7 separate regions of the Mus musculus genome follow, and regions 1, 2, 3, 4, 6 and 7 are each linked to region 5. The links are chromatin loops, found by intact Hi-C in ENCODE. Cell type or tissue: heart. All regions are shown on one strand.

Evidence for each region. Hi-C counts contacts between places; a loop is a spot of excess contacts. Peaks named below come from ENCODE experiments on the same cell type or tissue, not always from the same donor. Only the 100,000 strongest peaks of a DNase experiment are listed, where the experiment ranks them.
Region 1: it touches region 5 in a loop (2.6-fold over the local background); 8 of 42 quality-filtered maps call a loop at or near these places.
Region 2: it touches region 5 in a loop (4-fold over the local background); 15 of 42 quality-filtered maps call a loop at or near these places.
Region 3: it touches region 5 in a loop (5-fold over the local background); 2 of 42 quality-filtered maps call a loop at or near these places.
Region 4: a loop joins it to region 5, with 2.8 times the contacts of the local background. A loop is called at or near these places in 12 of 42 quality-filtered maps.
Region 6: it touches region 5 in a loop (4-fold over the local background); 6 of 42 quality-filtered maps call a loop at or near these places.
Region 7: it touches region 5 in a loop (2.1-fold over the local background); 2 of 42 quality-filtered maps call a loop at or near these places.

What each region holds. Positions count from the first base shown.
Region 1 is chrX:74,083,416-74,087,415 of GRCm38, forward strand. It overlaps Mecp2 (methyl CpG binding protein 2), which reads right to left and starts at 2,275. Exons shown (of 4, transcript NM_010788.4): 1 at 2,095-2,275. In heart, no CTCF peak of the experiment used is centred here; DNase peaks (open chromatin) are centred at 1,206, 1,656 and 2,356; H3K4me3 peaks cover 2,285 bases; H3K27ac peaks cover 1,833 bases; H3K27me3 peaks cover 995 bases.
Region 2 is chrX:74,021,920-74,025,919 of GRCm38, forward strand. Irak1 (interleukin-1 receptor-associated kinase 1) reads right to left here and starts at 2,002. Exons shown (of 15, transcript NM_001177973.1): 1 at 1,691-2,002; 2 at 1,447-1,614; 3 at 1,147-1,278; 4 at 930-1,033; 5 at 554-745; 6 at 266-330; 7 at 1-44. The coding sequence starts at 1,826. It overlaps Mir5132 (microRNA 5132), which reads right to left and starts at 1,679; the gene lies at 1,609-1,679. It overlaps Mir718 (microRNA 718), which reads right to left and starts at 2,017; the gene lies at 1,930-2,017. In heart, a CTCF peak has its summit at 2,014 (motif pointing right); a DNase peak (open chromatin) is centred at 1,982; H3K4me3 peaks cover 1,753 bases; H3K27ac peaks cover 1,955 bases; H3K27me3 peaks cover 677 bases.
Region 3 is chrX:74,391,544-74,395,543 of GRCm38, forward strand. Fam3a (family with sequence similarity 3, member A) reads right to left here and starts at 1,731. Exons shown (of 9, transcript NM_025473.4): 1 at 1,132-1,731. The coding sequence starts at 1,144. It also overlaps a transcript of Ikbkg not described here. In heart, a CTCF peak has its summit at 1,788; a DNase peak (open chromatin) is centred at 1,698; H3K4me3 peaks cover 1,488 bases; H3K27ac peaks cover 1,331 bases.
Region 4 is chrX:74,427,214-74,431,213 of GRCm38, forward strand. It overlaps G6pdx (glucose-6-phosphate dehydrogenase X-linked), which reads right to left and starts at 1,667. Exons shown (of 13, transcript NM_008062.3): 1 at 1,610-1,667; 2 at 839-966. The coding sequence starts at 958. Ikbkg (inhibitor of kappaB kinase gamma) reads left to right here and starts at 2,468. Exons shown (of 10, transcript NM_010547.2): 1 at 2,468-2,608. In heart, a CTCF peak has its summit at 1,707; DNase peaks (open chromatin) are centred at 1,768 and 2,468; H3K4me3 peaks cover 2,659 bases; H3K27ac peaks cover 1,871 bases.
Region 5 is chrX:73,965,549-73,969,548 of GRCm38, forward strand. It overlaps Hcfc1 (host cell factor C1), which reads right to left and starts at 809. Exons shown (of 26, transcript NM_008224.4): 1 at 263-809. The coding sequence starts at 455. In heart, no CTCF peak of the experiment used is centred here; DNase peaks (open chromatin) are centred at 873, 1,463, 1,783 and 2,193; H3K4me3 peaks cover 2,869 bases; H3K27ac peaks cover 3,550 bases; H3K27me3 peaks cover 1,035 bases.
Region 6 is chrX:73,785,324-73,789,323 of GRCm38, forward strand. It overlaps Idh3g (isocitrate dehydrogenase 3 (NAD+), gamma), which reads right to left and starts at 1,574. Exons shown (of 13, transcript NM_008323.1): 1 at 1,452-1,574. The coding sequence starts at 1,532. It overlaps Ssr4 (signal sequence receptor, delta), which reads left to right and starts at 1,700. Exons shown (of 6, transcript NM_001166480.2): 1 at 1,700-1,983; 2 at 3,512-3,630. The coding sequence starts at 1,917. In heart, a CTCF peak has its summit at 1,637 (motif pointing left); DNase peaks (open chromatin) are centred at 1,348 and 1,648; H3K4me3 peaks cover 3,011 bases; H3K27ac peaks cover 2,517 bases.
Region 7 is chrX:74,101,445-74,105,444 of GRCm38, forward strand. No RefSeq gene overlaps it. Among named protein-coding and RNA genes, the nearest start is that of Mecp2, 18 kb to the left of the region's middle. In heart, a CTCF peak has its summit at 2,197 (motif pointing left); a DNase peak (open chromatin) is centred at 2,487; H3K27ac peaks cover 469 bases.

The DNA of each region.
Region 1 (4,000 bases), 120 kb after region 5:
GAGCTATGGGTACAACAAATAGATAACCAGAGGGGCACCTGAGGAAGCAAACCTGTTGTAAGAATATAAAAACAAAGTAAAGGTTCCAACTCTGAGCTCAGGCTCAGATGTACAAACCTTGGAATTTTTTGACAAGCAAGACTTGGGTGTGTTTGTGAAAGTGAATGCACTCTGTCGGCCATGTGTATTAACTCATTTTAGATCATTTGTACTTTTACAGTGTTTGGACTCTTTAAGGTTCTGACATATCCAGGTAAGAAAATAAAAGCAAGTGTTTCCTAGGCTTTCTGAGTATGACTTGAATTTGAAGTTAAAAACAAACGAAAAACCAAAAGTCTGTAAATATATTTTTCCAAATCCTTGGTGGAAACTCCCCAAGGACCTAACAATCCAAATTTTATCTTTTTATAGAGATTCGACATATTTCAAAGAACCTAAGATATCAGTTTAATCATGTTATTAATTGAAATTGCTGAGATTCACATAATTCCAACCACAAACCCAAAATTCTCCTCTACAGTAATAATTACCTATTAGTGAAATTTTACTACCCAGGCCCAAATTGGTTTCATTTATGTAGTATAACAAAATATCTAGAACTTGTCCTACAACATCTCAGTCACTTAGCACTATAAATTAGTCCATTCTGTTTCATGATCGTCATCAACCACCCTGTATTTGAGCCTACTGCCTCACTGTAATGATTCCAAACAGTGGAGTCAACATGCAAATGACTCAACAGAGCCCATTTGTGTTCCTGGAAAATTAACCAAGAGTACATATCTGCCTGACTATGAGTCAGGAATATCAAATTTGTGGTGGAGCCCATTTTTGTTTTGATCAACCTATACCCGAACATACAAGGAACCAGCATAGAGGTATCCCCTAACAAGCTTTGCCCTTCAGGGGTCCATACTGAACAATGTCATACCAGGGTCTCTCTTGTGAGAGGGAATCTTTTTTAGACTCCATGATGACTTTAAACCTTTAGTGCAAAACCTCAGAAACATTGCCACTGCCACATAAAAGTCACCTGTGTTTTATTTTCAGTGATTCAGCCATAACCAAACTAAAAAGAGAATGAACTTTCAAAGATAAGTGACAGGAGTCACAGCGATGCGATGATCTCGCCCCATTTGGTACTGGCGATCCTGAGCGCTCCAGGACGAAGAGAGCCCGTTACATACAACGTCCCATTCCACTTATGTAACTGGATGATCGCTGGCGAAGGGAGGGGAGGGAGGGTGGGAAGACGCTCATATTCCGAAGCCACAGCACAGCATCCCCAAAGAACCAGAGCACCCTGCGGGCATGGTCTCACGGAAGAGCTTCGAGTGCTGAGGAACGCACAGTCCCTTGCCCACGGTTCCTGATGAGAACTACAACCATCTCTTTATGATGAGTTGTGGGACCTAGGAACATAATGTCTAGTCCTTTTTGTGGGTGGACAATAACCCTCAACTTGTTCCTGCCAAGTGGGGAATGGAGCTGATGGACCGACTCGCTTGCAGTGGGGGCAAAAAGTCACGGAATGGGAGAGGAGGAGGAGGGAGCAAAACCCAGAGATGGGGGTAAGAGCTCAGGAGCCCTTGTGGCGCACTCTCCCAACGGGAGATGGACTGCGCACGCGCGCCAGTCTGTGTGTGTGAGGGGGGAGCAAGTAACGGGAGTGGGGGCGCGCGAGGGAGAAGGGGACAGCGCGATCCAGGGAGAGGCCGGGACCGCGGGCGCGCGACAGTGCCGAGGCCCAAAGCCCCAAGAAGGGCAGGAGCGCGCGCAGCCCCAACTGGCGAAGCCCAGACGACAAGGGCGCTTGCACAGCTGGGGCCTAGGATGCGCACAGATGGGGCGGGCAGCGGGAGGGCGTCATTCGAAGGTGGCTCCAGGGAGATCGCGCTGAGAACCGTCGCTCGCGATTGCGGGAGACGAGTGGAGAAAGCCACCACCGGCGGCAGAGGGAGGGGGAGGGTAGAGAGGAGGGACGCCATCCGCCAGCCGTGTCGCCCGACCCCGCGGGCCCCTCCCGCGCCACGTCCCGCCCCTACCCGCCCCCCAGCAAGGGTCCCCGCCCGCGGCCTTGGCGGTCCCACTCACAGTCTCTCCTCCTCGCCTCCTCCTCCTCCTCCGCTCGGCGCGGCGGCGGCGGCGGCGGTGGCGGCAGCGGCGGCCATTTTCCGGACGGGTTTTACCACAGCCCTCTCTCCGAGAGGAGGGAGCGCGCGCGCAACCGATGCCGGGACCCCGCACGGCAGACGTCGCGCCCCGCCCTCCCGACCAGCCTGTGTGCTGCTGCACCTGCGCGCCCGCGCCCCACCCCTTGCTCTTTGTCGAGATTACCCTTCATTGGTTGTGGAGCCCAGGCTGGGGCGGAGCCTTAGCGGTGACGCCCTCAATTGGCAGGAGTTCCTGTCTGTTTAGGCAGGGAAAAGAGGCGGACCCCATTCAGCTGCGGATTGGTGGAGTTCTACTGTCACTTGGAAAAAAGAGGCGGCTAGGGCACAGAGGGGCTGGTTTTGTGGGCAGCATTTGAATGTTGAGGATTAACTGGGCCCTTGTGGACTCTGGCGCTTAAGGAAGTCTAGGCTCTTGGCGCCTATTAGAGCCTCCCTGCTGAGTAGTTCACCATTGTGATAAGCATTTGACTTCACCAGCATTTCTTTATTATCATTTTCTGTAGAAGTAGCAAAGTTGCCTGTTGAGGAGCCTGGCGTTGTTCCAAGCCAAGGGACTTGTTTTAAAGGGTCTACTGATTGTATTATTACACTAAATTAGCAGATGTCGCACTCTTAAGGCTGACAGTAAAATCAACATATCAAACCTTGGTCTTTGCAGACGTTTATAATGGGCAGATGGTGTGTGCCAAGCCCATAAGAGATCGGTCTGTCATTGTTGAATCAGATGGTTTGATGGAAGTACGTATAAAAGGGAGTGAGGCCAGAGGGAGCATTGTCAAAGCAGCCTTACCCTGATACCAGTCAGCATCCAATGCTCTTTGTGCTAAACAAATGCTCAACAAGAGACTTTCTTTCTTTGTTTGTTTTTTAAACACTATGCAACAAGAGACTTTCTGATTCAAATTTGGCTCCCCTCTCTATTCATTTATTTGCTAGGCACTGTTTTAGTACTGAACAAGGAGACAAACTAGACTCCTGGTAAGGAAGAGTCATACTAAACATACAAGAAAGTAGAACTTAAAATTTTGCACAGAGATAAAGACTTTGAAATAGATAGGGCAAGGACAAAAGAAGTGCTATTATGATACCCTCTAGCTTTTGCCCTCATGTCGTCTCCCAATATGGGTAATTGGGGAAAACATTCTAGGCAAGTTTAAACACTCTAAGGAAGGACTATGCCTGCCTTACTAAGGAGGCCAGTGTGACTGGAGAGAGACCTAGGCCACCAAAAGAACTAGGAGATTATTTTGAGATGAGAAGCCCTTGATAAATATTTGAGTCACTAGCTGTCACCATAAAACCTATGTTGCCAGTGAAGAATGAAGAACTGGCTGGTCCAGAGGTCCTGGCAGCAGTTGAAGAAAGATAGATGATGAAGGCTTTAACCAGGACAGTAGCAGTTGAAATCTGATAAGTTGTGATAGTTAAGATTTATGTTAAAAATTGAGCCAAAAGTATTGGATATCAGATGGAAAGAAAGAAAAAAAATAAGGATGATGGCTGACTTTGGGACAGGATCACCTAAGTGAATATCTTACTACAGTGGGGGAAATCTAGAGGATTTCCCATATGGCCATTCTAAACCATTTGTAATTCTAGTCTCAGGGAATCCTGTGCCCTCTTCTGACCACAGTGAGCACCAGGCAAAACACTTATACACATAAAATACTAAGATAGAAATGTAAAAAACAAGTGGGTAAGAGTGGTAGTGTGTGTGTGTGTGTGTGTGTGTGTGTGTGTGTATGTTGGGGTGTGAGAATACAGGTATTTGCATATACAGAGAATAGGATCTGAACTTGGGTCCTCTGCAAGAGCAACAAGCCATC
Region 2 (4,000 bases), 56 kb after region 5:
CTGCACAGTAGCCAGCAAAGTCTACGATATTTGGGTGACGAAACCTGTTATAAAGAGTGGAGTCTGAGTTCTTTAATTTTCTGGGTTCTACTACTTTTCATCAGGCCAGGCTAGGTAGGCAGCACTTGATGTTCCCTCACCCATGCCAGGCCAGGCCTTGAGGGCCCAAGGGAGCCAGATCTTGTGTTGTGCAGTCCTAAAGACTGATGAGGCCGTGGTGTGGCTCACCTTGTGCCCCTAGACAGGAGGGACCCCCAAGGCTCACCTTGATAGCTGTTCCACCTCTGTTAAGAAGCTCTGTTTCACCATAGTCCACTCTAGGTCAGCTTCCTGTAGCCCCAGGCATGGTGGGGTAAGAGGTAGGGAAAGTAGGTGACATGAGCCAAGCTTGCCAGTTGTTTCCAGGCCCAAATCTATGGAAGGCTTGGGGTCCTTGAAGGAATTGCTTGGGGAGGCTGGAGACTGCAGAAGTGAGGGGCTGATGGAGGGAGGAACTAGACAAATAAGGACTGATAGATTGTCTTCCAGGTGTCTACCCCAATGTTACACCTACCTCCTTCAGTCTCTTCACAGCATATGTAGTATTTCTCATGACTGCTCGGTACACACATCCAAAACCACCCTCTCCAATCCTGAGTTCTTCAGAGAAGTTGCAGGTGCCTTGGGAAATCTCACAGAAGGGCCAGCAAAACGGGGAGGGATGGGCTCTTTGGAGGCCAGACACTGGGCTCTCTGGGCTTGACTGCTGGAAGAGACCATGGACCAGGCGAGGACCCTATCTATTCCCTTTGGTCCAGGTTGAAAGCTCCCTTCAACACTAGTTGTCTCTCAGATGACCTGGCTGTGCTGATTTGGGCTCTGTGGTACACCAAAGGTTAAGTTTCTTCCTCTTTGTCTGGAAAATTCCCTGGGGGTTAAGAGACACCTACCTTGGTGGAGGAAGGGGCTGAAGATGGTAGTGGTGGCCCGAGGGAAACAGGGAGTGGAACCTGGAGGAGCTCTGACTCAGAATGGGTCTGGGAGCCTGGAAAAGCTTCATAAAGATGGCAGTGAGAGGCAGAGACCAGCAGCAGTCTACAGCCATGTCAGCAGTCATGGTGGCCTTTTCCTCAGGCATATCAAGCCCAACACCCGGGTTCTTTTTACCTGGGGAGAGGAAGGTGGAGGCAGAGGACTGCAATTTCCGGGGGCTCCAGTCCCCGGCCTCAGAGCCTGCAGAGATGCTGCTGGGCCTTGGGGCAGCGGTGCTTGGGGGCACAACGGGGGCAGGAGGGTGCCCTGGGATAACAAGGAAGGAAAGGAGGGTTGTGACTCAGAGCTCTCTATCTCTAAGTGAAGGGGTGGGGGGGGGGGAGTTCCCATATGGTTCCCTGTCTCAGGAAACTCTGTACCCGTCACCCCTCTTGGGTTCCCATCCCTAGGGTCCCTGGGGCTATGCTCGCTCACAGGCTGTGATGATGTCCCTCGCACGCAGCAGCTGCAGGTGCGTGAGGATGTGAACGAGGTCAGCTACGCGCGCGTTGCGGTTGATCCAGGGCCACAGAACACTGGCTGTGCGCTGCTCGGAGCGCTCGCACAGCCGCAGCTCTGTCTGGTCGCGCACGATCAAGGCCGCTGCGGGATGGGGAACATCAGGCTTCAGCTCCAGAAGCCTGAGTCCACCACCCCACGCCGGCCTGCCGTCACCCACCGAACTGGCACCAGTCGGCGGGCTCCAGGGCGTCCATCACTTTGTAGAAGCGGCACATAACCCAGGGTGGCACCTCGTACAAGAAGTGCTGGGCGCCTGGAACCACAGGCTCCCCGGGGCCCGGCCCCCCGGCCATGGCCGCCGCCGCCGCCCCCGGGCCGAGGCCTCTCGGGGCCTCGGCGGGCGCGGGCCTTAGCGGGCCGGGTCCGCGGACACTGACTCACTTCCCCTTCAGGCCGGCCTCGTGCGACACCCGGCCGGGCGGAAGAGGCGGCGCTCGACCCGCCGCCATCTTGCCCTCCGCGGCCTTCCGCCACACGGGGGCGTCCCGCGCCGCCCTTGACGCGGGGAAGGAGCTCTGCTACGTAGGAGGGAGTCCCTAATGGGAGAACCGAGGTCTGTGGTCCTACACAAACATCTGAATAGGGCTGAACAGGATGAAGAATGACTTCCAGTTCTAGAGACAAAGGGCACGATGTTTTTACACGATGTTCTACAAAGGCAGTTTATGCCAAGCCTGGTGAAAGTCACGGAGAGGCTACCCTCGCTTTAGTTGGGGAGCAGTTTGAGAGCCAGCCAAATTGTTGGTCAGTCAGGGTTAAATATGGGTAACAAAATGGCCCTCTGGCAGACTGTAGTCATTTGGTGATAAGGATGGATGCCCTGAGAATGGTCTGGAAGAGTGTATACCATGCTACTGCTTGTGTGCTAGATCTCCATGCCCCCACCACGCCCCCAGGAACCTTCCAGCAGCTGGGCCAGCAAGTGTTAGATCACAGAATCTGCCTGTGCAGGATTCTAATTAGCTTTCCAACTAACACATTTATGTCTCTTAACATACACATGGTGTTCGGCTCTAAATGTCCCTTTCCTTTTTCTGTCACACTTTTATCTTAGTTTGCACTTCTCTCCATAAGGATAGTAGGGTCTAGCAGCTTCTCCTACCCCTTTCTAGAGTAGTTGTTGGTGATACCACCTGTTGTGACCTTTAGCCACATGAATGAGTGTCTCTTGCCTATTCCTCTACTGTTCTCCATTCAGGGTTTTCTTTGGCCTTTTTGGTCACTATGACACACATCTCAGCGCACACTACTTTCTCATTATGCTCTCTGAAGTCCTCTTCATATGAGTGCACTACTCTTAGCATTAGCCATTGCCACTCACCTGCACAGACTGTATGGCTTGGATAGTGCTCCCTGCTCAGGTGGTCTTCCTCAAGTACAAATCACTAAAGCCCAGCTCTTTAAAAGAGCTGTTAGGAAGATGGCATAGCCAGCCTCTGTCCACCCACCTGAACTTATATACACCAACAGCCTTAAGCCAGATAGAACTCTTTAGATGTTGGGCTTGGTGGTACACCCCTTTAATTCCTGCACCCAGAAAACAAAGGCAAGTGAATCTCTGTGAATTTGAGGTTAGCATGGTTTAAGTTCCAGGTCAGCCAGGGATACAAAGTGCAACCCTACCTCAGATCAAGACCAAACCTGAAAAAAACAAACAAACAAAAAACAAAACAAACAAAAAACCCAAACCCTGTTTAGTAGGTGTCCTGAAAAGAACTTATTCTGTTCTGAAATTGAGTTTGCATATACACCCCTGCTGTAGCCATTCCTGATAAGATTGAACATAAACAGCTGTGGGGAAAACTTCCTAAACCCAGCTCCTCTCTTGAACACACCTTGAGCTTGCTGGAGTTCTGTACCTCTAAACTTTTCTCACTTCTCACTGCCCAGGGATGATCCACAGGCAGCAACTTGGTATTCCTTGTTTGGCCAGCTGAAAGCATGCTTGTAAAGCGGCAGCTTTCTTCTCCTGACCAGTTTCCCCAACAAACACTTTTTGTCATATCAATCCTAACTACAAAGGGTTCTCTCTCACTAGCCTGACCTCTAAGGAACTTATAGTATGTCTTCAGAAAGGTCTACACAAGATCCATGGCTGGCTCCCACTGGGGCCTCTTCTTTGAAGCCACAGTAATTGTGGCCACTCTCAAGATGAGGTCAAACTAGATGTGGTGGTGCATACCTGTAATCCCAGAACTCTAGAATCAGAGGTAGGAAGATAACTAAAATTTCAAGGGCAGCTTGGTTTACAATGCATAGTTCCAGGTCAGCCAGAGCTACACAGTGAGACCTTATTATAAAACAAAGCTTGGCATGGTGGCTCATATCTGTAATTCCAGCACTTGGGAGGCTGAGGCAGATCACCCTACATACTCAGTTCCAGGCCAGCCTAGAGTAGAAGTTGGACCCTGACTAAAACCAAAACAACCCAAGAGGTTAACCATATGCTGAGCTTCCAGTGGTTTCT
Region 3 (4,000 bases), 430 kb after region 5:
CTCAGATACATTGTGCTAAGACTTCTTTCTATCTCACTTTCTCTCATATTATCAACAGGTCCTAACTTAGTAAGATAAAGATGAAACAGAGCTCCTGAAAGAAAAATCTCATTCTTTGATTCTTCATCTTCCTCTTCTCCACCAAACTCTTTAAAAATTTATATTCTGGCTTGGGATATAGCTCTGTGGTAGAGCATTTGCTCAGCATGCATAAGACCCTGGTTTCCATCCCCCAGCATACACATAAAAGTCATCTACATTGTGATTTCTATTACCTCACTCCCCAACTCTCTCCCAAAATTCTTCCAATCTAGTCGTGCTCCCATAACACCAACTAAATAACCTTCCAAACAAGACCACCTATGACTTTTATGATGTCACATTTCTGATTGTCTGACTGCTCTTTCTTGACACTTCACTACTAGATTCCAGGACAGTACTGTCTCCTGACCCCATTCTCTGGGACTCCCTTTGTTGGTTAGATTGTGTTCCATTACTCTCTCCTCAAAAGGTGTTCTTTTCCAGGCTGCCTTCTCCCATCTTCATACTGTATGGGAGATTTCACCATGCAGCAATGACACCTTACACCTCCAGCCCAGATCTGTCTTGAACTCATATCCTCCCAGCCAGTTCCTTAATGTCCAATTTGGACTTATCCACAAAGCTGCTACTTTACCAGTTTTCAAATTCTACTCTCACCCCAAACAGTCCCTCCAAGGCACATTCATGTTTGTAGTCCAGCTGACAGCAGAGCTACCACTTAGATCATACCCAACCTCAAAGGCACCTAAGTCAGTTCTCTTCTGGCTACATCTCTCTATCTCTACTATCCACTCCTCTCCATCCATTCAATCTCTGGAGATTTTATATATATATATATATATATATATCCTTAACTTATATATATTGATTATATATATTATCAACATCTATCTATATCTATCTCTCTATATAAAATCAATCCTTATAGTTTGGGAAGCTGAAGTCCTCAGAGGTGAATTTGCTCATAAAATGAGTGCTTGTGCACAGTCATCCATTAATAAATAAACAAACCAGTGACCACCCAGGCCTCTCCTAACACAGGCACTAGGACACCTGGCCTCTCTTCAGTTCGCTGTGGAAGCCACCCACCTGCCAACCTCATGTCCACTTCTCCAGCTGGGTTGAGATCTCCCGCAGGTGCACTGTTTGGGAACTGTGGGTTCTGGGGGGAATGAAACAGGAGAGAGTAGGTTTGGGGGTGGGGGCAGTGGCAAGTCTGTGCTGGGAGCGATCGGTGTTATGACTTGTTCCTCCAAACACCAGTCCAGGCTCAGTTCCTCGTGAGTGCTGGGAGAAGTCCTGCCTGGCCAGGAGAGCCTTAGGAATCCGTTGCGCCTCACAGTCTGGCTAACAGACTCCAGGACTGGAGCGTAGCAATGATTCTTCTCCACCCGGATCCCTCCGGTGCTAGGCCCGGGGCTCAGGTCGATCCGCTCGAGGCTGGTGGCAGAGATTGGGCGGGCCAAGGATGTTGTCTGGGTGTAGGGAGAAGCAGACCGGATCAGGGAGTTACCCAGTTGTCTCGCTCTGCCGGCTAGGTGAAGCAAGTGAGTCACGTAGAAAAGCTTATCAGGCACGACAATGGCCGCCCGCAGAAGGCCACAGCCCACAGGCGTCGCTCCGCCATAGGCCCATAGGCTGTGCTGTAGGTCCGCAGGTCCTCACGGAGGCTCCACCTCCAGACCGGCCTCCTCCCTCTCCTCCAGAGGCTGGGTGGGAGGTGCCGAGTGTGGCTGTGCACTCCTCTTGTGCTAAAGCTGAGCCGCCTAGCTTCCTACAGTGTCACTGCTTCAAGATGAAATCTCCTTCTAGACTTTGAGGTACTATACACTTTACAGTTCATGTTTGCTTAACTCTATGTAACCCAGGCTGTTCTCAAACTTGGAGCGATTCACCTGCTTCAGGCTCTCAAATGTTGGAATTACGGGCATAAAACACCAGAGCCCCCATTCCCACTTCCTCCACACGTCCTCTTAGGTGAGCGATCTATTTCTATATTTGATGAGCTGAAGCTCCGATTGTGACTTGATATCAGAGCTTTCATGGCTCATAAGAGGATGGATGCGGGGACACAGATAATGACTTAAGGTTGATATGTGTTCTTTAAGAGCATGGACGGTTCAGAAGCACATGCGGAGGTAAACCTGAGCCTTTGGTTGCTTTCTTTCTGCTTAGTGTTCTTTCGTGAGAGCGTTCTGTTTTATGTATCAATCAGTGAAGGGATGTTTGGAACATTGCTCCTGACCCTCATGTTTGAGCCTTTTCCCCTGACCGCCTACAGTGCCAGGGCAGCTGGGCCAGTCCTTTTAAGCTGGATCTATCTGTGTCTCAGGCAGCTGCATTCCTGTCCTTTGACCCAATGGTCTTACTTACAGGAACTCCACCCCACTTCCATAATGCTCCAAAATACAGAAAAGTTTACAGAAGCACTGTTTTGGTTAGATGATAGCGTTTTCAATTTGGTTACACTTGTAATCTCAGCACTTGGAAAGTGGAGACGGGAGAGGAGGATAAAGGGTTTAAAGCATCCTCGGCCACTTAGCAACTTTGAGGTCAGCCTTAGCTGCATGAAACCTGTCTCAGGGAATCTGATGTCTTATTCTGACCATCTCAGGCGCCAGGCATGCATGTGGTACACGTACCACATGTGGTACATGTAGGGAAACCACTTATATAAAAAAAATAAAATTTCAAAAATTGTAGGAAGCTGGAGAGATGACTCAGTGGTTAAGGGCACATACTGTTCTTGCAGGATACCCGGGCTGGATTCCTTACACTCACATAAGGCAGCTCACAACCGCTTCAGGGGATCTGGCACCTCTCTGATCTCTTCCTCCTCTTCCTCCTCCTCCTCCTCCACACACACACACAAATAATAATTAATTTTTAAAATAAAACATTAAGTAAAGATAAAATAGTAACAGCAACAACAACAAAATGAATATTAAAAAAAAAAGAATACAGTAGTTTCCATATTGACTGAGTACTTCCTCATAGGCACTCTCCAATGCTTGTGGTCAAGGGCATCTGTAGACCAGGCTGGCCTCAAATGTACAGAATGATGGAATTAAATGCCTTCTGAATGATGGAATTAAAGGCGTATGCTAACACACCCAGTCCTGCTACATATTTTTTGAGATGGGAATTTCGTATATTCTTTAACTCACTATGTTTCCAAGGATGTCCTTGGACCTCTTGCTTATACCTACTTAGTTCTGGGATTATAGGTGGAGATCCAGGTCTTTTATGACTCATGGGACAAACTTTCAGTCTATTTTCTCCAGGACTTTGTGTGTGTGTGTTCTGAAAATTAAATTTATGGCTTTTGACATACATATGCCTTATGGCTGACACAAAACCTCAGCCCTTTATCATTTAAAATGGACAATTAAAGCTAGGGATGGTGGCACATGCCTTTAATCCCAGTATTCTGGAGACAGGGGCAGGTGAATCTCTGTGAGTTTGAGGCTAGCCTGGTCTACAGAGTGAGTTCTAGGACAACCAGGGCTACATAGAAAAACCCTGTCTTGGAAAAAATACAATTAAATGGTTAAATTATATTCACATATATATATATGAATGAGATGCATAAGCTGGGGCATTCAAGTCTTGGCATTACATGATAGGCAGTAAAGGAATGCTATCCTTCAAAACTGATGTTTGTTTGATACATCTGGAAAAGGATCTTTTTGACCTGGGGAGAAATAACTCATTCTGTAATCAGAGGCTAGTGTATTTTTACAAGCTGGCCATAGCTGTCTGGGAACACTCGGTTGCCTCTTTCTGATAGCTCAAGAATGGGAGCCTTATCACTTCAAGGGCATTAATTTTCTGCCTCCTTCAAAGGTAGGGGACATCTGCACCAAGGTGGGAGTGCTGGCTGTTTAACTTGGCATGGGGACTAGGGAGTGAGAGACTCAGCGCACAGAGACAAGGGTGGGTTACCTTGTGTCTCTTC
Region 4 (4,000 bases), 460 kb after region 5:
GGTCCAGGGTGGAAGGTGCTGAGCCAGTGGCTACCCTTTCAAGAACACACTAGTTCTGATGAAGTTCTTGTCCAAGATTACACAATAAGTTAATAGTGAAGATGGTCACACGAGGGTGAGCTGATTCCAGGATTAAAAGCAAGCAATTGAGTTTACCTTTGCCATCGAACACTGGCCACTGAACGTGCCCTGCTGCCACATAGCACATAAGGGGGTGATTTGGTCTAAGCCATGACTTTACTAAGCCCCCACCTGCTCCAGTCTCACTGTGTACTGTCAATACAACACCCCTCTGACTGCTTCTGTTCTTCAGTTTTTCCTAACAGAGCTGGGACTAGGTGGGATGAACAGAAATTTGCAGTAGGCTTTGGAAGATATGGCAAAGAGGAGGTGTTTATCCCTAGGGAACTTCATGCCGTAGAAAGAAAAGAGGGAGAGGCAGGACCTCAGATTCTTCCACTGAAATTAACAGTAATATTTTTCAAATTACAGATTCATTAAAATCAGAATTTTCCCTGATTGCACATCAGTTTTTTTTTTTCATCCAGGAGGAAGAAGTGCTACTGGGTGGTGCTTTAGCACCTGTGATGGTCCAAGTCTGGTCTCCACTCAATGGCTCAGCACAGAGTTCTGAGATGTGACACAAGTACATGTATATCAGGTACTGCTGTGATGATCAGGACACACAGGTGGAGTATATGCCATAGAGTTCAACCTAGTAGAACTTGTGGGTACCTCAGCAGTTCCGTCAATTGGGAAAGTTGAGATAGAGAGAGAGAAGTGCCTTGCACAAGGCTATATTTCATCTTTTAGACTCGGGGCCTGAAGGGAGACTCACCGATGCACCCATGATGATAAATATGTGTGTATCAGCTTGGTGGAAGGCATCACCCTGGTACAACTCTTCCCTCAGGATCCCACACACCTGGGTCCGGCTCAGGGCCACCTGCTCTGCCATGATGTTTTCTGGTGGAAGAAAAGACTCATTGATATGGTAGGAGAACGAAAGAGCATTGACAACTTAACCTTATCCAAGGGTCTTTTGGGTTCTCACCAGGCTGGTGACGATTACTAAAACCACTGGCCGGGAATGCTCTGTGTGTGTGTGTGTGTGTACGCGCGCGCGCGCGCGCGCGCGCGAGCATACATGCATTCGGAGATTCAGAAACTGCTGCCTCTGAGCTCCAGCCATAACCTCCAAAGTTGCCTTCGCTAGGGGCTGTACATTACGAAAGTACTAAAGCTTTAATATAATTCACCTAGGACATCCACTGTGGGCAGCTAGATAAAATCTGGTTACGGCATCACACTCTGTATATGGGACCATCGTATCGTACTCGGGTGTCTGCCAGAAACTCCACAATGAACTGAGCACGTTTGATTGTGCAGATGATGGAGTTCAGCTCCGGCTCTCTTCTGGCCCAGTTGGGTGATCCCCGAAAGTCCCTTCTCTTCTAAAGGTCTAGTCCTCATGGGCCCAATGCGGGGAAAGTGCGGGATACAAAGGGATGGGTTAAAAACTTGTAGATTAGCGCGCATCAAAGGGACTCGCGGCGTACAAGCGTGAAGCATGTCCCTCCACCGACATGCCATCAGACCACCCCTTTACCTGAGTTTAGTTGCCGCTGCCAAACACGTTCACAGATCTGTAGCGCACAGCCAGTTTCCGGGGGCTAAGCTTCGCTGGCCCATTTAACGCAAGAGGGCGTGTGCTTTGACTGAGCTGACCCGCCTCAGGAGAGGCAGGAGGGGAGGAGCTTCGGGCTAGTCTATCATTGCAGGAGGAGATGCGCGCGCATCCCTGGCCAGCCCCGCCCTTTGGCCTTCCCCGATGCCGCTGCCCCTACAATTTCGAGATCGCAAAGTCTTGTCATAAGTGCAGCTCCACACAGTTCTCCTGGGTCCCCGTCTCCTGTGTCACCCAGCCATTATGTATGGCCTAGCTTTCCGCTGGACCTTCGAGGCCCTGCACCTTCCCGGATGACCCCACTTCCGTTAGCAGCATAGCCACGCCTTCCCTAGCTGCTAGTTTGGCTTCGGAGCTGGACTTTCGCAGCTTCCTCTAGGCTTTTTCCTTGGTGGGGGCCCAGCGGCAGAGAGCCCAGTAGCAGGACCAGACTGAAACTTGGGTGTTTTAGTGCGGATGCGGTGCCTTGAAAATGGGGTAGGGGCGAGTGTGGGCGTGGTGACGCACTACTTTAATCCTAGCAGACGGGAAAAAAGAGGCAGGTAGATCTCTGAGTTCGAGACCCTGGTCTTATGGGACCCTGTCTCAAAAAAAAAGTGTGTGTATAAGTGTGTGATGTTTATCAGTGAGGAGAGCTCTGGTGTTCTGCTGGCCGACGCAGGCTGGCGATCTAAGACTTTTCTTTGGAACAGAGTATGGCACTTTGGGGTTTTGATTCACTGGTTAATCTCCAAGCCTTTGAGTCTGTGTTTTACTTCCGGATCCCGCACTTACGACACCGGAAGCCGGAAGTGGAGTTTTCCACTGCAGAGAAGGGAAGGGTGACCGCCTGACTAGGACTTTCTAGGAGCTCCGGTTCTGTCGGAGCGGTCGGATCCCTCTGCTCCTGCCCTCTTCACTTCTGGCCGACTCTGCTGACAGGTGTGGTCCTCTTCTCCAAAGACAGGGCTCCATCGGTGGCTGTTTCGTAGCTTCCGAGACTCCAGAGGTCCACACCCTTCCCCCCACCTTAGGCCCAGTTTGTTCTGCCGCAAGCTTCTAATTATTCGCTACCCAGATTATTTAGGCTAGTCGGATTGAATCTGCCCTTCCCTTCACTGCAGCTGTCGCCTAAGGGCTTGGCCCCTAGTGCTAGAACTCTTTAGGTAGCAGACATTTTCTGTTGATCAAACTGTTTCTGAAACACGTTTTGCACTGTAGGCCAGGTAGACCTCGAACTCAAAGTTCTGCCTCAGCCTTTCGAGTGCTAGAGCAACAGGTGTTCGCCATCAGGCTAGGCTGTTTATCAAACTTGAGTGCATTTGAAGTCTTTAAAAAGTTTTCACGTGTACCTTCACAACTAAAGGTCTTACCTTCTGCACCTCAGTTTACTTTGCAAATGATTCATAGTAATCTGTTTGCCTGTCCTCATAACATTTATCTGACCTGAGAAGGAATGTGTTGTCTTGGCATTTCCTAGGAAAAAGGAAGGACCAGAGAGGGCAAGGGAGAATAGTTGGTGGAGAGGAAGGAAGGGAGTATAGGTGGTATAGGATCTTGTAGGCTGTTGTATGGACTTTGCTTTTTAACACTAGGAGAAATGGAAACTCTGAAAGAGTTCATGGTAGAGAAGAGAAGTAGTTTGAGTTATTTTTGAGGTAATTGGCCCCAGTGGGGCCAATTAACTGCAAAGGGCCATTGAAAAGGCAAAGCATGGTGACCCGTAAAGAGATTATTGCAGTAATGCAGGTGAAAGATGATAGCGCTGTCAGCCTTGAATTACTGAAAAAATTTAAAATGTACAAAAGTAGAAATAATAATATAGTAAATTCCATGTACACATTTCTTAGCTGTGACTATCAGCTCATAGTTAACTTTAATCCACACCCCATTACAATCCTTTACCATGATTATTTTCTTTTCTACAGAAGATGTTATTTTATGTGTATAGGTGCTTTGCTATGCTTTCCTAGTGCCCAAGGGAGTCAGAAGAAGGTTTCAGATCCCCTTGGATTGGAGTTACAGATGTTTGTGAGCCACATCTGCAACAACAAGTGCTCTTAATCCCTGAACCATTATCTCTCTTGCTCCACCCATTGCGATTTTCAATAACAGCTTTCTTGAGACATAATTGGCATGCTACAAAAATTACTATTTGTGTGTGTGCCCCCCACATGCATGCATGATGTATGATTTGTACAGGGAGCACAGGTGCCATGGCTAGAATGTGTAGAGCTCAGAGGACAACATTGAGTCAGCTATCTTCTTTCCACCTTTATATGTTCTCATGTCTCCAGGCTTGCATAGCAAGGGCCTTTATCCACTGAGCTGTCT
Region 5 (4,000 bases):
TCGCCCGCGACATCCCCTCCCCCTCACCAGTCGGAGTAGAGGGTTTCTCTAAGTACCGAAATGCAACCTTTAAACACAGAAGAGTACGGGGGTGTAAGAACGGGGGTTGAAAAATCAGGGAGAAAGCAAAGATGGCAATAAGTGCAAAGAGAGAAGGAAAACACATCAGGGGAGTGAGATAGGAAAAGAGAAGATAGGGAAAAGAAGGGTTAGGAGAGAGATGGAGGGAAGACTTTGAGAAACCCAGGGCGGTAGCACTTACCAGTGTTGTACACGTGTAGTTCGTCCACTATCCCCTCGTTGCCGCCGCCAAACACCACTATAAGCTCCTTGATAGCCACTGCACGGTGGCCGTGGCGGGGTCGGGGCACGGGACCCGACCAGCCCACCACCCGTTTCCAGCGGGGCTGCAGAAGCACCGCTGGCAAGTTTGCGGGAGACACAGCCGAAGCCATAGTTCCGGTTAAGGATGCAGTGGGAAGAGGTCACTGAATGGGAGGATACCCTTAATTCTTCACACACCCCCTTTCGTCTAAGGCAGCTCTCACGAAGAAGCGGCTCCTTACACAGCGGTGGACGACTCCATGGAGGCCGCCATCTTAACTATCCTCCTTCCTTTGGCTCTTCCCCCCCTTCTCACTCAGCTCGTATCCTTAAAAGCTTCTCAGAACTGCAGAGCACCTATTCCCGAGAAGCTGGAGGCCACTGAGCGCCGTCGCTCTAACTATTTGCCTGGGTGTTCCCGCTTAGAACCTCGAGCAGGAGGCTCTGGGAGCCGCCATCTTGAGCCGCCTCTCTCTCCTCCCTTCCTCAGTCGTAGCCCTCCCCCGCCGGAAATGGCGGAGCCCCGGCCCGGTTCCCACACCCCCCGTCCCCAGCACTGGCTGGCTTCCGGGGCGGGTGGAAAAGAGCCACAAATGCCGCGGTTGTCTCAACTTCGCCGACAGTCAGACCACAATTGTGGAAGCCGCCATCTTGAAACCGTCCTGCTTCCCCACCCAGCACTTAGTACAACCACCGATCGCAGAACCCCAACGTTCCTAAGTAATAAAGGCGTGTCAGAGGCTGGCGGAACGGGCTCCAACTCTCAGTTGCTGCTCGAAGCCCCGACCCGTATGGCTCGAGAGGTTTTGCACCTCTCCCTTGAGTCCGCCTCTGCTATTCAGGCTGTGGCGGCCGCCCTGGGAGCCGCCATCTTGAGACTAGCTTCTCTTCCCCCCCCCACCCCACCTATCCTCTTCTTCCTGGACAGTTCTTCCACAGCAAACCAAACGCAAGGCAGCGTCCAATCCTCGCTTCCCTCCTTAAGACTCCTTCCCACAGGAGCCGCTCGAAAGAGCAGGAGTTAAGACCCGAAGTGACAATTGTACGGCAGAAGAAGCGGTAACGGCAGGGCGATCATGCCTCCTCCCTGGGAGCCGCCATCTTGTGTGAAGAAGTAACAACTAAACATGGCGGCTATCGGGCGAGGGGGCGGGGTCAGAAGACGTCACCTTTCCCCCTCCTCCCCGCCTTCGCACGTCTTTGACTCTGGTCTCAAGCCTCTTAAAGGACCCAAAGCTCATAAAGAATTAAAAGCTTCTTTAAAAACCAGTGCGTTGTCTATTTGCGGGCGAGTTGGTGCTCTGTGCAGTAAGCTAGAGACAGTAGAGTTCAGGTCAGGTGCAGTAGTGCCCCGCCCTGCACTCCCCCCCACCAGGGCTCTTCCACGCCTCCACTCTGGGAGTCGCCATCTTGCCACTTCCCCACGCCCGGTCGTCTGCGGGCGTCAATAGCGAGTTTCAGCACAAAACAAAGATGGCCGCGGCATCTAGGGATGCCCGGATGAAAATCTAACTCCGTTCAGTCGCTTGGCCACGCCCCCTGGGAACTGTCTCCCAGGTCGCTGATGGGACACAAACCAGAGAAATGGCCTTTAACTAGCAGTGGCGGCATGACACATGGTAGTTAAGGGTGGCAAAGAATACTGCGATTGCACCCTTTGCTGAGAAGCATCTCTTTTCCCGCTCCGAACACTCTGCGACACTTAGAACCCAGCTACAGCGGGTAGCTGCAGGCGGGGCCAGAGCGGAAGGTGACGCCATGAGCTCACAGGGGCGGAGCTGCTGCCCGCTCCCAGGAGCGCCAGCAACACCCCGAGGCGTCTCCACATCCGCCCGCGCCTCCCGAAGGACTCGGCCACGCGCTCTGAATTGCAGCGCACCAGGCTACCCGCAGCCAGCGGCCCTGGGAGGCTACCGGCACCGGAGCAAAGCCAGCGCGGGAGCAGTCTGCGCCACTCGCGTCACCCGCCCCGCCTTCTTCCCAGGGCTTCTCGCCCCACCTTTGCGCAGGCGTACAACATCTTTATGGGTCCGCCCTTTTTTGAGATTTGAATTTTCCCCAGCAAAGGCAGAGAAGTAAAAATCCCCGGATGGTGAACGCTGTTTTTTTTCGCGCCAATATTGTAAGCTCACACAACAACCTTGAAAAAGGAGCGTTATCGTCTTCATGTCTACGTTCCAAGTCTCCAAGGAGGCCATTTAGACACAGCACTGTCATCACTGTCATAGGCAGGTTGTAGCACAGAGGTCCTAAACTGATGTCCCAGAGCACACACTAAAAGCAGATTATTTCTCCACACTAACCTTTCTTTATTCCATCCTTATTTTAACTACTAGTGGAATTTTGACATTTCCTATAGTTGAAAATGTAGGAAGCAGAACAAGGAGTATCAGAAACACCTGTGACTTTGTCATCAAAGGATATGTACAGATCACTATAGGTCCTGTAGCTGCTTTGTACAGATCTAGAAATTAAATTACAAGCTCTACTGGCAGCCTGAATAACTTTAATGTTGCTGTATTGAACCTGCTGTAGATCTTATAATTTGATATCAATATCATGTGCAAATTACCATATCATACTGTAAACAATATGTAATAATCTTCTTTTCATGTATTAAGTTTATTTAGTATTCTCAGCTTTAGTTTATCCAATTGCAAATATTCATTTAGTAAAGGCCAGAGATGAGCCCCTGTTTATATTGTTGCACCATTAAGAGCTGGTGACCTTGGCCAGTCTCTTTTATAATCCAAACACTTTCCTGTAAAATAAAGGATCTGAGCTGCTGGTCTTCCAGGGGCTTAACTGAATTCAGCATGTTTTGTTCTCAAAATCAGAAGCTACCAATTAGTTCCTCTGGGGGCTGGGGGCTTATAGGTGGCTATGGTTATCCAAATCTGGGAGTGTCCCTTTCTATGCCTTCACATCTGCAGAAAAATCTCAATGGACAGTCCTGGGCACAATAGAATGTTCTCATAAATACTGCAAGCCAAAAAGCTACCTCTGTTCCAGCTTGGAGGTGACAGTGGCTGGTGCTTAAATCTATACAACCACAAGAAAAAGGCATGTGTAAAGAACATGTATTTTATGAAGATGTTCCTTAGCTGGGAAGTTGTTAGCTGGACAGAGTGGTTGAAATTTGGAGCAAATGCCTGCTACACAACTAGTTTCTACAGAAATAGAGGTGGAGTGAAGGCAAGATACATTGTCACACTTGGCAGGATATTCCCAATAGTCCCAAGACCTAAGAGCCAACACTATGTGTCTTCCCTGTCAGTTGCTAGGGGTAATTTCTAAAGAGCTGTTTGGCCTAGAACAAGGGTCATGGCAGTTCAAGGGTACAAGGAATTAAGCTACAAAGAAGCCAGCTTGATTCTCCTAGGAGACTTGGGCAATTAGTTTCATTGTATGTGACTTTCATCTCTGACTCTGGTAGACTCTGATTCCATTTGCAGGAAGGACTGCTTTATCTATACCCTTCCTGGATGTCCTCCTCAGTTGACAGGATCTGACTCCTATCATCATGTCACCATTCTGCATGCTGGAAGATAGGCTTATGTGGGTGCCCATATGGGTGCAGAGAACTTTAATATAGAGATCCATATGGGTGCAGGGAAGAATGCAGAGACACCAGATGGAGCCTCAGCTTGTGTCCCAGCTGAAGCCTCTTCAAGGA
Region 6 (4,000 bases), 180 kb before region 5:
GGGCAAAGCCCTGCCTGGCTACCAATCATTCCACTGCCACCTAGTCCCATCCCAACAAAGGCACACAAGCATTCAGGAGGAAAGGTCTTCATTAAGAGTTTACAGAAGCCTAGCTTCTGGAGCCATCAGGGTCTCTAGTAATCCTCTATATGCTGCTGGTCTTTCCTCAACAATGAGGAAGAAGCCATAGCACACGTGTGGCAATGAGAAGATGATTCTGTGGGGTCCTTTTTCTCCTTGCATTTTACAAGAATTCCAAGGATTAAACTTGGTATCCAAGCTTGGAGGCAGGTGCCTTTACCCACTCAGCCATCTGGCTGAACCAGAAGTCCCTATTTTAAATAGAATTTCATGTAGCATATGTAGCTCCCTTCCCCAAACAAAACAAGACAAAACAAAAAAGCCCCCAAGACCCCAACAACAACAACAACAAAAAACCCCATGGCATTCTGGAAGGTCAGAGTCAGCAAATGCTTTGAGAACATAAAGTCCTCTCTCCTCACTGGAACCCAGAGAGAAAAGAGAGCTGGCCTAATGCCATATTCTAGGTCAGTGGAAGAGCAAGGCCTAGAGGTCATAGCTCTTATTCCCCAGAGCTAGTTGTTGGTTTTCTGGTGCTAAGCAGTGCTACCCAGGAGCTAAACCAGCTAACCAAGACTCCAAAGAAAGAACCAGGAAAGCAAAGCCCTAGAAGCTTCCAGTCTTAGAACCCTGGTTCACTCTCATTACAGGGGTTTGGGCTTGTTTGTTGGCCTTTTGGTTAGAATCAAGTATCTAGGTGCTTGGTAGGCGGAAGATCTGGAGGGATCAAGGATTATGGATAGCCAGATGGCGGCGGTGCATGCCTTTAATTAATCCCAGCACTTGGGAGACAGAGGCAGGAGGATTTCTGAATTCAAGGCCAGCCTGGTCTACAGTGTGAGTTCCAGGCTACAGAGAGAAACCGCGTGTTCGACGAGACAGAGAGAAACCGGGAGAGGGAACGCGGGGACACAGCGAGAGACACACAGCGAGAGAGATACTGATAAAGTCTGATTTTCCACCTCCACTAGGGCAAAGCAGTCTAAGAGAGGGAAAACCAAGGAGGAACTGAGTCCAGAAACAGGCTTAGATGGTACATGCAAGGTGGGCCAGGACACGTGGCCTCTTCAAAAGGGCTTCCACAAGGACACTACGGAGGGGACACCTAGCTACTGCGGTCTACCTTCCCAACCCTTCCGGAGGAAGGCACAGAGGAGCCAGATCAGAGTCAATTTCGGCCAACCGCCTCACGGACAGCAGAAGCAACCAGTGAACCCCAGAGTGCAGCCCTCTCCCCGCCCCTCCTATGGCTCGCACAGCCAATCGAATTCCGTGTTTGCTCAAAGAGCCGTTACCCGACTCCGGGTCTCAATTGGGTGTTAAGTCCCTCTGTAAGCCTGCAAATGTCCCACCGCCCATTCACCACTCACCTCCCAAGGACGGCAGAGGAGAGTTGGCTTGAGCATTGCCTTTGCAGCACCGCCAGCAGCTATCGCCACCTTCAGCGCCATGACGAAAAGTGAGGACCTCTACAGGTCAAAACATTAAGCACCGTTCTCGCGACAGTTGGGGACAGCGAGAAATCCGGGGTATGGGTTGAGAAAACGCTAGCATTACGCACGCGCACAGTCACACCGGTTCTTACGCCCCCTTCCGGTGCCTAGAGCACTGTTCCGCCATCTTGGGGAGGGGAAGGCTGAGAAGGAGGGAAGTGCGACCGGTTGGGACCCTGGCTAGGGAAGCGGACACGTCAGTGCCGCCAGCGACGTCACCATGCCCGACCCAGCCCGCCGACGCACGATTGGGTGCTGAGGCCGCTTACGCGTCGCGCTTCCTCGTCTGCTCCGCATGTCCAGGGTGGCTTGCTCTCTTTTCCCCTCGGAAGAGAAGAGGCGATGGCGGCGATGGCATCTTTCGGCGCCCTGGCACTACTCCTGCTGTCTGGCCTATCTTGCTGCTCAGGTAGCGGCCTGGCCGGAGCTTGTTTCGGGGCGCGCCCCTGCTGTTGGCAGGTGGTGCTGGGGGGAGGAAGGGTGTGCGCGAGGTGGGGATCTGGCCCTTCCCGGGGCTCGTCGCTACTGACGGGATCTTCCCCCGATGGGTGTTGTGTCGTGGCGACCAAAGCACCACACACACGTTTACCCGACAGCCAGGTTGCTTCCTTGTCTGCTTTTGGGAGAACCCCCAAAGCAGTACCATGCTCCGACCACCAGCTCCAGCAGGGAAGGTGATATGTATGTCCCTGGTTCCTGTGTCAAAAGGTAGTCGCACAAGAGCAGTGCTGGCAGCTACGAACCAATGCTGCATAGGCCAGGCTTCCCCAAGAGAAACCTAAGAGAGGGAGGCAGATCAGAGTAAGGGCACTAGGCGAGTTAGATAGGGAACCGATGAAGTGAGCAAGGGCTTTTAGTGCCCAGAGCCTCGACTTTTTGTGACGCCTTGGTATATCCCACCCCAAAGTTCATAGCAAAATTGAACCGTGCACAGACCCGTTGATATTTGTGAGACATCTGTAACGTGGTAGTGGGGCTGAGCTCAATCTGGAGTGCCGGCATGTGTTTTGAAAGATGTTAGCACCTCAGACCTGAGAGCCTGAACTAAGGACGATTTGGTTTCTGTACATACAGGTAGCCTCTGGCCATCCCTTCTACCCACCCCTCAGAGAATCCTTCAGTCTGTTGCTAGCAGTGTCTTAAAAAGACAAACCTGGCTGTAACATCTATTAGGGGTTCCATAGTGTCTACAGGGAAAGGCCCAGCTGAGCAGGTCACAGAAGGGTTGGTGGAATATGGCCTTGAGAGCCATTCCCAGGCATTTTCCTCCTGCCATTTATGCCGGTACAAGGTCTTCTCTAGCTTAATCGGTCATTCTTTCAAGACATCACATTTGGAGAAGAGTTGGATGAAAACTTTTCCTCAGGGGTGTTTAGTTTACAGGGGCAGGTTTGGTGTTTGGGCCCAGAATTTACTTCTCTCAGGAAACACTAGAACCAGTCTTGACATTCTGTCACCTGGATGGGTCTAGAGACCCTTATCTTGAAAGTCCCTGTGTGTTAACAACACCCCATTTAGTGTCTGCAGAATGCTTTCAGTAGGCTATTGAAGAAGCTCTGAATTGAGGCTGCCTTGACCTACTGGGCTTCTGGGGTACTTTAGGAGCAGGTGAGCTGCTTTGTGGCCTCCCTATCATAGATTCAGATACTAATTTCATCAGCCTCCTGCCTGCCTCAAACATGGCTGTTGCTTCCATGTTGTTGCATCCAGACTCACCTCTGCAGAGCTTTCCCTACCTCACTCTGGCCTGGCTCATCAGCCCTCACTGGCCCCTTCCACTCTACTTTTGACTGAGTACTAGGATCCATCTCCCAGACCCCACTTTCTGTCAGGAATAGAAGAGTATGTGTATCCTCAGCTCACCAAGTCTGAGAGGTGGAGCCAGGGTAAGCCCTTTTGCCTGGAACACACAAATTGGCTTTGCCTCCTCTCCACAGCAGAGGCCTGCCTGGAACCACAGATCACCCCTTCTTACTATACAACTTCAGATGCCGTCATTTCTACAGAGACTGTATTCATCGTGGAGATTTCACTGACCTGCAAGAACAGGGTCCAGGTGAGACAGTAGGGACTCAGCAGAGAGGGTGCAGGGGAAGAGATGAGGGTGGCAGACTCATTCACTGGCAGTTGACAGTGACCTGAGGATCCTATCAACAGGGAGAATAAGGATTCCAATTCACAGGGTGCAGGAGAGATGAGGGCACAGCGAGGCCAGATCCTAGCAAGTACTTCAAGAGCATTTTCCTGACCTGCTTGGTATGCTTTGCCTCCATGCAGTAATGTGGGTAGACACCCCACTGTTTCCTGGATGAATGTCTGGAATGGGAGAAAGAACTAGGGTCAGGCCCCTCTATCTTTTTTTCTCGTTGTAGTTTGCCTGAGTATGTGTCTGTATGAATGTTCTGTAAGTTTAAAATAGAAAAACT
Region 7 (4,000 bases), 140 kb after region 5:
CTGTCGTGCTTGAGTTCCTGCCCTCACTGTTTTTGATAATGATCTATTATATGAAACTGTGAGTAGAATGAACCCTTTCATCTTCAGTTTGCTTTTGGTCATGGTGTTTTACCACAGCAATAGTAACCCTTAACTAAGACAAATATGTTCTATGTTCCAACATATAACTGGTTAGATTTTTAAATTTTAATTTTCACTATTTTAATTATGGGTACATGTGTATCAGAAGTATGTGAATATTAGTGCCGGTGCCCATGTGGTCCAAACGAGAAAATATCTGATCCCTTGGAGCTGGAGTTACAGACAGTCACAAGCTGCATACCTTGGGCACTGGGCACTGAAGCTGAGTACCCAGCAAAAGCAGCAATGGCTCCTAACTGCGGAACCATTTTTTTATAGCCCTTGGTTAGAACTTTAGTTTAGTTTTGGCTTTTAGATTTATATATTTCATGAGTATAAGTGTTTTGCCTTCATGTATGTATATGCATGATGGGCATGCCAGGTGCCCACAGATGCCAGAAGGGGACATCAGAGTCTCTTGAACTGGAGTTATAGTCATGAGCTGTCCCATGGGTGGTGACTATTGAACCCAGGTCCCCTGGAAGAACAACAAATCCATTTAACCACTGAACCATCTTGTAACTTTAATTTTTTCAAGTCTTATTTTTAATGATGGATCTTAAATGCTTTAACCTCCCTTGTAGCCCACCACCCACCAGAGGGAGTGGAAAAGAAAGGATACCAGAGAAGTGGACCTGTTTAGAAAGGTTCTTTGAAGCAACTCCCATCTGTGTTGTCAGGAAATCAGTTCACTGCTTAGCAGGCAGTGGCAGCTCGATCCACTTGCAAACACTTCAGGAATACACCAGCAGTGCAGTTCTGTAGAGTTGGGTTAGCAACAGTGGTGACACAACCTAGCAGAGACAGTTAGGCCTCAGCCTTGGCACAAGTTAGCCAGAGGGACCAGGAGGAATACCAGGAGAAGTTCTTGCCTGTGCCTCTCCCAGGGAAAGGAAGACCAGGGAAGACAGGAGACCCACAAGCATTGCACAGCTAGCTCTGCCAAGCTCAGCCCCAGTCACTGTCTGTCGATTCCTTTTTATACCCTCCAAACATCACAGGTCCTCCACGGGTCTTGACTCAGCACGTGTTTTGTCTCAACACTGTCTCAGATGACATCACTCTGCCAATCAGGCCGAGTTGGCAGAGGTGGCAAGAAACCATAGTATACCACCAGAAGTCTTTTGGTGCATTTCTCTTTATGGAGTCCTGACAAATGCAGCTCAACTACACAATGTAAGGTGGACCGATACATGTGTGTTGTTAGCAAAGAATCCTTCATCATGTGTCCTTTCAGGTACTTGTTTTAGCAGAACATCCTCTCTCCTGTGTCTGCTTCAGTGAAACGTTCCTTCATGAGTCTGCCTTAGCCTTTCATCTGTGTCTGTTTCAGGAAAACGCTCCTTCATGTGTTTGCCCCAACAAAACACCATCCAACTGACTTTCCAAAGAACCCTTAAGTTTCCCCTTCACCATCTCTCCAGCCCTAACCCTGGTTACTTTTATATGTCAACTCAAAACTATTTAAGTCACCTTGGAAGAAGATCTCAATGAAGAATTGTCTAGATCGGTGATAAGTTATTCTCTGCCATCGAAATGAGCCAATTCAAGCCAGATTAGAGTATATAAAGGCAGGTTTGTTGGGAAGCAGCTCTAGGGCAGTTTTACTGGTCCCAAGGAACTAGGCCAGCGAAGTTACCCCAGGGAGAGAGACAGAGGGGATGGGGAAAAGAGAAAGAACCTGCATACATAAGGAAAGAGAAAATGCACAGAGAGACAGAGATAGACACAGAGAGAGACCAAAATGTCTACATTATATAGGGAAGAGCCTCTCGGGGAGGAGAGGACCTGCCCTTAGGCTGGAAAGTTCAGAGCAGAGGGCAGGGTATGCCAGGTAGGGGCTGAGGGATGCTGAGGGAACCTGGAGACCAGGTCCCTGATTTTGACTATGGATGTAACTAGGTAGATGCTTCATATTCCTACCTGAACTTCTCTATAACTATGGACTGTAGTGGCTGGTGTTCTCTTGCTAATCATGTTACCAGAAAAACAAAAACAAAAACAAAGACAAAAACACCTGTTTGCAGTGTCCTGCACACCAGGCTAAAGAAAGCCTGCCCCCAGCTGGATTTGTTCAGCAATAAAGAATTGCTGTACAGCCAATGGCTGGGCAAAGGGAGATGGGGTGGGACTCTTAGTGTTGTGTGGGCTAAGACAAAGGAGGAAAAAGGAGAATTGCCTTGACCTGGCAGAGAGACATGGAACAGATTTCGAGCTGCAGAGGGGAGATCATTCAAAATGTAGGAGGAAAGGGAAAGCAGCCCCAGGAAGGGCTGCCCAGAAGTGTCTTAGGCAGCAAAGACCAATGGGCTTCACAGACCATAACAGGGCAGCAAAGTTAAAAGTAGATTTAGAAGGTGTTGAGCCAGGAATACCAGAGGGAAGGGCATGCTAGCTGCGGGAGGCTTAGAAGTGCCCAACCACTGAGCTAGTAATACATGTTAAAAATAAGCTTATGTGTGTGTGCCTTTCATTCACGGATCCAAAAATAGCTCCTGGGTGGGTGCTCCTGCAACCCGCTGGGAGCCAAAAGTGGTGTAGCTAAAACTCACTGCTACAATGGACTATAACTTGGAATTGTAAGCAAATAAACCCTTTCCTTCTAAGCTGCTTTTTCTCAAAATATTTTATTATAGCAACAGAAATGAAACTAGGACACATATGTTCTATTACTACTCTCCCCTGACTTAAGATTTCTTCTCCTCTCAATGTCCCCTTTCTAGTTTCTTCTCCCTCCCCCCACCTCTTGTGTGTGAGTGTGTATGTTCAAATTTAAGTAACACAGACGAGAGTTGCTCCAAAGAACCTTTCTAAACAGGTCCACTTCCCTTGTATTCTTTCTTTCCCACTACCTCTGGTGGGTGGTGGGCTACAAGGGAAGTTAAAGCATTTAAGAACCATCATTAAAAATAATATTTGAAAAAAATTAAAATATATTTCTGCCTTTTTGTTTGTTTTTAAGACAGGGTCTCACTATGTAGCTCTGGCTATCCTGAAACTCACTGGGTAGACCAGGCTGGCCTCAAACCCACAGAGATCTACCTGTCTCTGCCTCTAAAGTGCTGCGATTAAAGACATGTGCTACCACATTGTGTCAGTATTTGTCTCTGTTAGTTTGGTTTATTTCCCTAAACATAATGATTTTGAACTCCATCCATTTTTTCCAAAAGTACTTGATTTTATTTTTCTTTACAGCCAAATATGTATATGGACCGCATTTTCTTTGTCCATTCACCTGTTGATGACATCTATGTTGTTTCTGTTTCTTAATATATTCTGTTTCTTAATAGTGCAGTGATAAACATGGATGCACAACTACTTTTGTGGTAAAACTTAGAGAGCTTTGGATATTATGTTCAGGACTTATTTAACTGAATAGTCTCTCTCTCTCTCTCTCTCTCTCTCTCTCTCTCTCTCTCTCTTTCTCTCTCTCTCTCTCTCTCTCTGTGTGTGTGTGTGTGTGTGTGTGTGTGTTTTAGGGATCTTTACTGACTTTTATATTTGTTGCATCAGTTTACATTCCCAACAGCAGTATTTAAGGTTTACTCATTCCCTACATACTTACCACCATTTCTTTTCTTTTTATTATTTTTTTAAGATGGGGTTTCTCTGTGTAGCCTTAGTAGTTTCTACTTCCAGATCTCTGAGTTCAAGGTCAGTCTGGGAGAAAGCAAGTTCTAGATCCAGGCATGGTAGTATGCACCTTTAATCTGGGCTACAGCTTCTGTAGGACATTGGAAGAAGGAAGATTCATTCTTAGCTTGCTTTCACTTACTTGCCAGCACATCTGTTAGAACCAGATTCTTCAGGATTCCAGGTTATATAGAAGACCAGCTGAAAAAATTAGCCTTGTGGGACTGAGCAACTACTAGATTCTTGA